Linked DNA regions of Mus musculus: region 1 is linked to region 2. A link is a contact called in ENCODE POLR2A ChIA-PET data. All regions are on one chromosome and are shown on one strand. Each heading gives the region's core, a stretch centred on a gene start or an enhancer-like site at or near the end of the contact. The rest is flanking DNA. Distances are from core to core; before and after follow the strand shown. Region 1 holds the start of Lrp4 (low density lipoprotein receptor-related protein 4). Region 2 holds the start of Arfgap2 (ADP-ribosylation factor GTPase activating protein 2).

The links. ChIA-PET counts read pairs that join two places held with the same protein, here RNA polymerase II (POLR2A).
Region 1: POLR2A ChIA-PET joins it to region 2 with 11 read pairs in embryonic stem cell. The contact joins the promoter of Lrp4 here to the promoter of Arfgap2 in region 2. POLR2A ChIA-PET finds 5 or more read pairs at or near these places in 3 of 5 experiments (Patski and embryonic stem cell).

The regions. Positions count from the first base shown.
Region 1 is chr2:91,455,162-91,459,726 of GRCm38, reverse strand. Lrp4 (low density lipoprotein receptor-related protein 4) reads right to left here and starts at 2,196. Exons shown (of 38, transcript NM_172668.3): 1 at 1,975-2,196. The coding sequence starts at 2,026.
Region 2 is chr2:91,262,003-91,267,262 of GRCm38, reverse strand. Arfgap2 (ADP-ribosylation factor GTPase activating protein 2) reads right to left here and starts at 2,148. Exons shown (of 16, transcript NM_023854.2): 1 at 1,859-2,148; 2 at 1,573-1,691; 3 at 965-1,037; 4 at 7-138. The coding sequence starts at 1,930. Pacsin3 (protein kinase C and casein kinase substrate in neurons 3) reads right to left here. Exons shown (of 11, transcript NM_001289678.1): 7 at 4,320-4,495; 8 at 4,084-4,204; 9 at 3,840-3,976; 10 at 3,377-3,498; 11 at 2,583-3,072. The coding sequence ends at 2,957.

The DNA.
Region 1 (4,565 bases), core at 947-3,446, 190 kb before region 2:
TGCACAGGAAGTCTCAACTTAGAAATTTCTATTAAACCTTCTCCTTTAAAAATGAACCTCAACTAGTTACTGAGAACCCTCTAATGTTGTTTTTTTTTTTTTCTTTCCCACTGCAAAACATTAAGAATCCACGATTCTCTGCTCCTGTTCTCACCCCCATCCTCCATTGCAAATGTAATGTACGCAATTTTGACAGCAGCTCTGGAGCAGTGAATTCCTCTTGGCGAGTCTCAGTCCGGAACCTTCCAGCTCCCCCTTCCCTGGGGCAGAAGGCGACAATCTCCTCTTTGGCTTTGTTGGTATCCGTTTTAGCCCCCACCCCACCCCCCTTTTCCTAGTGCCTAGCTATTTCCCTTGATCTTTTTCAAAACTTCCTCCAGGGGGCCGAGAGGAAAGTTCCATCCCCTTCCCTTGAAACCCGAAGGGGGGAAACCCCCCAAAAGCATAGCTGTCCCTTTAAGGGGCCCATGTGGTGGGAAGAACAGTTACATTCCTACCCCAGTAGGGCTGCTGTCCTAACACGCCGAAGAGGCTACAAATAACCTTCGAGGAGAGAGCCCGAGAGGGGGAGAACGAGGCGCGAAGAGGAACGTGGGTCGGCCAGACTACCAGTCGGAGAGAAAAGACTCGGTCGGCGTTAGATACCACATGGAAAAAGCCATTGAAAACCCACGAGCGGTTTAAATAGCAGACACCAGAACTTTGTTTTGGACTCGGGAGCTAAAACAATCTTTAAAACAAGTGCCCAGACAGCTCCACACCCTGCCAGGCAAGTTCCGAAATCTGCACTTTCCACACGAGCTCCTCCATGTGAAAGAAAGAACCCGTGAATCGCCAGGATCTGCAGACCGCTCTTTCTGAACCCCACCCCCTCGTCCCGCAGCCAGGGAATCGAAGAACTGGATCTCCCCCACGTGGAAAAGCCGGCGGGTGAATATAGTTGAGAGTTCAAAGATCGATCTTTGATCTTTGGGCACAAACTCAGAGGCAGCTGCTAAATCTCCGGGTGCACCCACGTTCCCAAGCTGCTGCAGAGAAGCAGATTCCACTGCAGTCCTAAGTAGACATAACAGTTGCGTCCGGGCACCGAACACGTTATTAATAAGGAGCAGATGAAGCAGCAGTGCCGCTGCCATCCGCCCAGCTCCCCGGAGGCCAAGGCCCCACTGCACGGGTCGCGAGGCTGCCTTTGGAAGTTCCCAAAGAACGCGCCCCTGCGCTTTACCCGGGCCAGAACCGATCTGAGGGAGCTTTCCAGCAGTTTCTTCCCAAAGTTCCTCCCCAACCTCTTTTCCATCGCTGTTCCCCACCCCTCCCTTGGGGAGGATCCGGGGCAGGAAGCTGATTGGCCGCAGCCAGGAGAGGGAACCCAAAACTCCACTTAGGGGAGATGCTGCACGCAAGTATGAACCAAGGACCCTCAGAGAGAGCAGGGTTTCGAGTCCGAGAAATTGCTCCCCAAGTCCATGAATCCCGGATGCTCAAGTAACTCAGATTCAGCTGGGCCCCTCTCCGCAATCCACCCAAGATCCCCCAGTCCCTGGAAAGAGAACTGTTTACAATTTATGGGTTTAGCGACCATCCTCCCCGCCTTCCTTTCTTTGCACACATTCATTCGCACGCACCAGGGACACAGAAGCCCTGCCTTAACCTGAAAGGGAACCCGCCCCTGGCTCGTTAAAGAGCAGCGATGGAAGCCGAGAGAGCGTCTTGGGTCTTCTTCCACCCGGCCCAGACTACAGCGGGGACGAGTCCCACCACCGCTGTCCCCTCTCGTGCTAGAAGAGCTGCGGGGGCTGCTATTGCTTTCCTCCGCTCGCTCTGCCAGGGTTGGTGCTCGAAGTGAGCTCGAGGGTGGGACTTCAGGCCCCAGCCTCACGGTCCCACTCCCAGGAGGCGAGTCCTGCAGCGACCAGTCTCAGGGACAAACTTTCCCGGTGGCCCGGTCGGCGCGGGCGCTGCGACGCCGCTTACCGTGTGCGCAGAGCAGGGCGCCAAGCAGCAGCGCGCCCCACCACCGCCTCATGGTGCTGCGGCCGCCGCCGGCGTTCCCTGCCGGCCCGGGGGTCCCGCGGGCTCCCAAGGGACGCCGGGGCGGAGAGAATCAGCGGAGGGTTCCCCCGGGTTGAAAAGCGTCCCGGGTCCAGCTCGGCCGGCGCGCCCTGCAAGTCGCCCTCCGGGCTGCTGCTGCCTCCTGTACTGCCGGAGTTGAAGCCGCCCCGCCAGGGGACCGGGAGGGGGTGTCCCGAGCCTGGCCGCCCCGCCTCCCGCGTCTCGGCCCCCGCCACCACCACCCCGCCTGGTCCCGCCCCCGGCTCTGGCCCGGCCCCTTCCCGCCCTCTGCCCTCGCCCCCCAGTCCCAGGACCCCACCCGCCTGTGCCTCTTGCGCTCGCCTTAGCTCCTACTCAGTCTGCCCTAACATTCCTAGCCTTCCGGAGAGAGCCCCTTATCTGTCCCCATTACTGCGACTCAAATATCCCCAGCTTAAACAGAAAATTATCGTACTGGCAACTCTCAGCCTGGGTTCATTATCGGTCCACACTAGGGAGGAGCACCCGTGCTGACCCAAGTCGCCTGGGCGTGACCCCGGCCCCCCTACCAGCTCCAACTCCAGACTTTATTGTGATGTTTCAAAAATATGCAAGGCTTGCTAGAGCATAATTCTCTCGGCCTTTATTGACACCAAACAAGGGACATCAGGGGGCCTACAGTGTTGTGTCTCAACTAGTGTTCTCACTGTCAAAAATCCCTATTCTGAAGTTTTTCTTCTTGCACCCCAGCCCCTCCCCCGGTCTAGGCAGTGTTGTTCTTGGGCTAAATAATTCGGCGACCTCCCCTTTTCATTTATTCATTTCCTGAGGTGAAGTTGTCTGGGTCCTGTCTCCCCAGTTCAAATGCCCAGATTTGGCCCAGACAATCTCAGTTCCTCCATACTGTCTGTGAATGAGCCCCTTCACCATCCTTGACTTTCTGATCCTGGCAAGAAAGGGGTAGGGGGTAAGGAAATAAGTCAGTACTTAGAGTTGCACTCTGCCAAGAAGACCTGGGCCTTCTTTCGGCTCCTGTTTGTAAGGCTTTCCAGCAGTATGAAACGTTTGGATTACGACATAAACTTCTAATCCACTCTCGATGTTATCTCTGTGGTCTTCCCCACCCTCCGCCCCTTGAATACTAGTAGTTATTTGTTCATCTTGCTGCCTCCTGTGTTCCCAGGTTGTTTTGTTGCTTTTTGCTTACACCCCCTAACTTTCTTAGGGCCTGATATATTACTTTCCCCTCAGACCTGGCCTGCCAACATTGTTTGGCTTTCATTCATCTTATCCTGGACTTAGCTGGGAGAGAAGTAATTTGGTATAGTGCAAAGTGGATATTAGGCAATTTCTCCAAATGGATAGGTTGACGTTTCATCCTTGCTTGTTTTCCATTTTTCAAAATTTTCGTTTTAAATTGCCATCTTTGACCAAAGCTAACATTAAGCATACTTTGTGAAAGCTACAATAACAGAAAAATATGACATTAATTTATTCTGTGCTTTATGGTGTTCCCCCCTTCCCCTCACCCCCGAAATTTTTGCCTATCTATCAGTGGCAACTTGGTTGAACCAAGTTCCTGCATCACCATGGTAACTAATGCCTAGCTATTTTCTGGCTGTGTAATTTTTCCTGGAACCTGAAGGCGGCAGTAGAATCAGATGAGGTTTACGTGGGTTGAGAGCTTAGGAAAGAGTGGATTTCTCTGGCTTGTGTGGCAAGGTCAGTCACTTTAGTCTGATGTAGAAGGAGAGAAACGTGAAGGCCAATTTCTCAACTGCCCCTACCTTTCTGATTCAATTCCCCATTGCCTTCAGGATTTCAATGCATGCTGCTTAGGAAGACTTTTAAACTGAGAGAAAAAGATCTTGTGATTCTGGAGACCACATTTTGTTCCAAGTGACTACCAGGGATGCGATATAATGAATACATTCCCCCAAAAAAATAAAAATCCAGGACAGACGGTCCCCATTCTTTCGATATCAGGGGATTAAGAATTTATGAACAGTTTCCACTCTGTATGCAAAGGACAGTTTCCTTTCTAGAGGAATGATTGTTGTCGTTTTCGAGGGATTGGAAAGGAAGCAGGGGACTGGCAGTCCCTGTCTGACTGGGGGCGGGGGGAGGAGAGAGAGACTGCATTTTCAGTGTGCATCCCCAGCCCTTTGCCATGCTTCAGCATGGTGCTGGTGTCAGAGCCATCCTTGGCCACTGGGAATCCCTGGGAATATCAATGGGTAGAAACTAACTTTGCCTGGGTCACCCCCTAGGGTGAGTTAAGTCTTGGCTGTCAGAGACTGTTCTTATGCCAGGAGGAGTAAGCCATATTTATTTTTACCAGGCCTCTCAGACTTTCTTGTTTGGAGTGAGAGATCCTGAAAACCATGCCAGAATGGGCTGTTTGTCTCCCTTTATTGTCCTTTGGGACATGTCCCTAGAAAATTGGTAGAGAACTGCCAATTCCTGAGGGGTCTCAGAGGCATTGGTTTCCTCAGAAACACCAGCCCCTTTCCTTCATCCTTCTAGGACAATCC
Region 2 (5,260 bases), core at 899-3,398:
ACTCACATCAGTACCATGCCTAGTCAGAGCTGCACTCCCTAACTGCCGGATCTTCTCTCGGTACATCTGGGCAGCTCGGCTCGTATATTTGGTGTTAGCATCATTGGCCATACATCCGTGTTGGCGGAAAAAAGCAGTCTGGAGAGCAAAGAGAAGGAGTAATATGTATGTGCAAATACTCTCGCCAAAGAAAACTGTATTCACACTATAGGAGACACATTACTAAACAATTGGGCTATTATTTATTCAGGATGACACACTACTGACATCAGCAGGTTTTCAAAGAGGTAAACGTCTTCCAAGATTTCTTCTCAAAACAAGACAGAACAACAAAACCTTTTATTTGTATTTATTCCATGTGCACCCCAGCATGTGTGCAGAGGTCAAAGGCCAAGTCCATGGAGTTGGTTCTCTCCTTCCACCTTATGTGGGTTCCCTCAACTGAATGAACTCAGGTTACCAGCCTCCCTCAATAAACACCTTCACTCACTAATTGACCTCCTCCAAAATTCCTCAAAAAACCCAAAAACCACCATGCCAGCCCCTCCCCGTAAGAGCAGGGAACAAGGTCTAGGGGACTGAAGAATGTATGTACTTCTCTGTTCAGCTATCCTCCCTCCAGGAGCCCACAAAACCCCAATGACTATGGAGACACTGCTACTGCCAGAGAGCACCTGTCTAGTTCAGTTTGTATTTCCTTTTTTTTTTCTTTTAATTAGGTATTTTCTTCATTTACATTTCAAATGCTATCCCAAAAGTCCCCCAAGCCCCCCCCCCCAGTTTGTATTTCATTAAGCCTCTTTGAAAGAAGCTGTTTAAATTTTTCTGAATTTAGAAAAGTGTGTGGCATGTTCCAGAGCTGCAAACTCTCGGAACAGAGAAACCAAACTCACTTTGAGAAATCAAGGAAAAGTTAAATACCCAGGCAGAAGGATGGGGGTGGAAGAAGGTAAAGGAACGTTACCGCATTGGCATTCCCGCCGACCTGCATACACCTCAGCTGCAACCAGCTCCAGTTCGAATCCAACTCTGTGGACCTGTGTACAAGGGCTGAGTGTCACCTTCCCTATCAAGACTAAACCTGTCATTCGGCCTCAGGCTTCTGTGGGTGTCCAGGAACCATCAGTCACTGTCCCATTTCCTCCTCTCTCCCCTGTATTTGAAATCATTGCGCTTCGCCTAATCCAAAGGGTACTAATTATTTCTGAAAAGGAGATCCGAAAGGAGGTCGACTTCTGAGAAATGCAGGCACGGGTTTGGCTCTTCTTAAAGTTTGGTCAAAGTCGCACTGGAGACCTACTGGGCCAATCTTTCTGCAATAACAAGGTCAATGCATCTAAGCTCTCCCCCAAACTGATGCTGAGTACCATGTTAACTGTGAAGAGAGAAGTCTACAGAGGTGGAACCCCCCGCCGCCCTCCGCCCGCAAGCCCCCGCTGTAGGCTACCAGAACTCCCGCCAGGAGAAATCCAAACATCAAATTCAGGAAGGTCCAAGTCCAGGCGCCCTCTCCCCGTCGCTGACCACGCACACAGCCCCCGTGGAGGCACAGCACCCTCACACAGAACCTACCTGATAAAGCTGAGATGGACACCCAAGGAGCGATGCACTCCGGAGCAGTCAATACACAAAAATACACCGTAAGTGATGCTGGCCCAACTAGGACTCTTGGCGCCACAATCGAAACAGGCCTAAGTGGAAAAGACGACAAGCGAACGGTTAGGGCCCAGAGTCGAGGCCCGGCGCTAGAAACCACAAGAAAGCCTCCAACCTCCGTCCTCGCCCTCCCTCAGACCCCAGGGGACAAGAGACGTCTTCTCCGCCGGCGTCAGGACCCGTACCCCGCCCGCTCAAGCACCTTGTTGGTGGGAATTGCGCGAAGTCTCTTAAAAATAGTCTGGATTTCGGTCTTGCTCGGGCTCGCCGCCATTTTCTCTCCTTCCCAGACACAACCGCGACCGACAGGTCCCGGCGCGGGCCAATCCTCGGCGGCGAAGGCAGGCTCACCGCGCCGGTCACGACAGGGCCCCGACCCGCCTACGAGTGGAGTGATTCGACCAGATCTGGGCCAATGAACGTCGGGCGGGGCTGAAACATGACGTTAGCAGCCGGGAGCTCCACCACGGGCCTGAGAGTGAACGCCGCGCTGCGCCTGGCCAATCCGCAGCCCGAGCGGGCGACGGCTCGTGGACTGGCCCAAACTTCCTCACGAGTTCCTGCTGGACCCGGGTACCCTACGTACCGCTCGACCACTGGCTGTAGGCGTCAGGCAGAGAGCCATGGTAACAGACTCTGTGATGGACGAGTAATGATTAACAATCTCCCAAGTGCTCATAGCCCCATCCGGAAGGCATTGGCAGGGCTCCAGCTCAGCTCACAATCCAGCAACTGGCCTAGAGCAGAGGCCAGCACACAACAACCTTGATCACCAAGTCCCTTCCAGTCCAGATTGCACTCCTGAAATTCCGGGGCAGATACCAGGAGGCAACTGCCTGCCCAATCCCAGTTCCATAACACATGGCACGCCCACGGGCCGACCCCGTGCCTCCCACCAGCAAGAGTAGGCTATCAAAAGACGCTCACAACACTTGATGGGGTTTTTATTCTTAATCAAATTTAATGCACACTACAAGTCACAAAAGAAGGTGCTGCCAGCCTCAAACTACATTCTCCCCAACCTCACCCCAGGAACTCCTAAACAGTTTAGGAGCTGGATCCTCCCACTCTGGGATGACCCAAATGTTCCCGAGGAGGCTCGGGCACCTCTCGACCCTCCATCATTCCAACCTCCAACTCTAGACACAGACCCCTGCCCTTCATGGGCCCTGAGACTTCCTCCTGTGGGAAAAGAGAGACAGCAGCAGCACATGGTTCAGGGCCTTCAGGTCCAGCAGTCCAGGAAGGGTTAAGCTCTGGCCCAGGTCAGAGAGACGCCTTGGTAGGGCTGTCAGGGCACTCAGGCGCCCACACATTCTACGTAATTGGCAGGGTACAGACCAATGCGGCCACTCTGCAGCTGGCCCTGGCACCAGCCCTGCTCATCCTCCTCGCTCATCTTCAGCAACTCTTCCCCTGAAGAAAGACAAAACAGTCATTGCCCAAAGCACTGGCTTTACTGGTCTCAAAACTAGGTCATGGACTGGGGGATGGAATAGCACAAGGGCCGACAAACTGGAGGATACCCAACTCAGACCAGGATAGGACACAGCCAGGAAAAGCCACCCAACCTTAGACCCCAGGGAGGCAACTGTCAGGCTGCAGCTGGACCCTGAGCAGCCTGTGAGGATGGAGTCCCTGGCTTTCTTCGTCTACAGCCCTGCTCTAGCAAGTAGGACGGGGGCTGAAGTGGGAAGGACCATGAAAGGGCCCAGCATACCTGCTCGGAAGCTCAGCTCATCAGCCTCCTGGCCAGCATAGTCATAAAGCGCCCGTACCCTCACCCCAGTGGCAACTTTCCGGGGACTCTCCTCATCTGACCAGTCCTCGTCCTGCCCGCTACTAGAGAGGGGAACACAAGGGGCACAACTCAGGGCACAAGACCCACTGTATCCAGTACTCAAGACAAAGGGCTTGGCTGCTTGGCGGCGGGCAGGGAGGAGCCAAGTGAACAGCCATCCTGCTGCCACTCACTACTGTGGATACAGGTCTATCTCTGTGCACAGGACTGTTATACAGCCAAACTTCGAGAGACACCGGACCATGGAGCAAATCTAAACCTCGGTGAAATTAACTCTCCCAAGATGGCCGTCGGGCACTGATGTGATAGGAAAGCAGGAAGAAGTGGTAACAAGCAAGCCATAGAGCCCGGTCTTGGTTTTGTTCAGGATCCCGGCTCTCACCCCGGGGACGATGGGGACTGGGGTGGGGGTGCGGTGCCATCTCTTGTCGGTACAATGCTGGTCAGAGTAACCTCATCTGGGCTCCGGCCACCCTTCTCCTTGCGGCTGATGGCTCTCTGTGTGTCTAACGACCATTCCTGTGGAGAGATTTTGGCCCACCTTCACTGACTTCATCGCAAACCTTGTCATCCTTTTGGGATCCACACTGAGCCCAACCCAGGCCCACCCAGCCTCTAAGACCTGCCTCAAACTGTGGCCAGTTCATGGCCATGCCAGGCCCGTGTGTGCTCCGCCACCAGCGCAGATCCTCTTCATCACTGGCAGCCTCAATGCTCTGCTGCAGGTCTCGATGGAGTTCATGGAACCTATGAGGCACCCAGTCAGACAGGGAAGGCCAAGAGCCCCTAGAATGTCAAATTATGCAGCCCCACCAGAACCCAGAGGAGGTCAGGGGAGCCTCTCTCCAGCGCGCCGTCATACTTGTCGCTACTGGAGAGGTCGAGGTGTTGATGCAGGGTGAGCAAGACATCCTTGAAGAAGAGAAGCCGCTGGCGCTCAGCAGCCTGGCAGCTCTCAAAAGCCTGCTCCATGTCCTCCATGTAGCGTGGGGTGTAGCGATTTAGCTCGGCCAGGGTCTGCTCATACTGGGTTTTCATCTGGGTGAGAGAGAAGGGAGGCAGTGAGGACAGACTGCCTTCCACTCAGGCCCGCACCAGCATTCTCTGAGCATAGCCATAGGCTAGACCTGAAGCAGTCAGACCTGGAACTCACTTCCTACCCTCAGGAACTGACAGAAGCAGCCTAATAAGGGAAGTGGTACACAAACAAACACCTAGAAGAATCTGGATGAAGTGCAAGACAGGGTCAATCTAGATGATAAGGTGAGATAAATCCAAGTAGGCTCCCTGGAGGAGGAGGTGTTATAGAACTGCCACCCCTCAGAAAGGATGAAATGCTAGAGAGAAGGACACTCCGGGCAGGCGACAGAGTATGCAATATGAGAACCGATTCCAGGTAACTAAGTCTCCAACTTCCTGAAACCCAGCTATTTCTCTCTTGGGTAAAAAAAAATAAAATAAAAATAAAAAAATAAAAAGTAAAAAATGCCATTCTTCAAAATCCCATTGCTTTCCTGGGTAAAACATTGTATTTCCTCATGTTTCTCTCTCTCTCTCTCTCTCTCTCTCTCTCTCTCTCTCTCTCTCTCTCTCTCTCTCTCTGTGTGTGTGTGTGTGTGTGTGTGTGTGTGTGTGTGTGTGTGTGTGTTGGAGGCAGAATGTCAACACGGGGTGCCTTCCTCAGTTGCTCACAGCCCTTAGACAAACTGGCCATCCAGGTCCAGGGATCCACCTGTCCTGTCCATTCCTGACACACACCCATTCTGACAACTCCCCTTTACCACTCCAGCTGCCTTGCCTAGC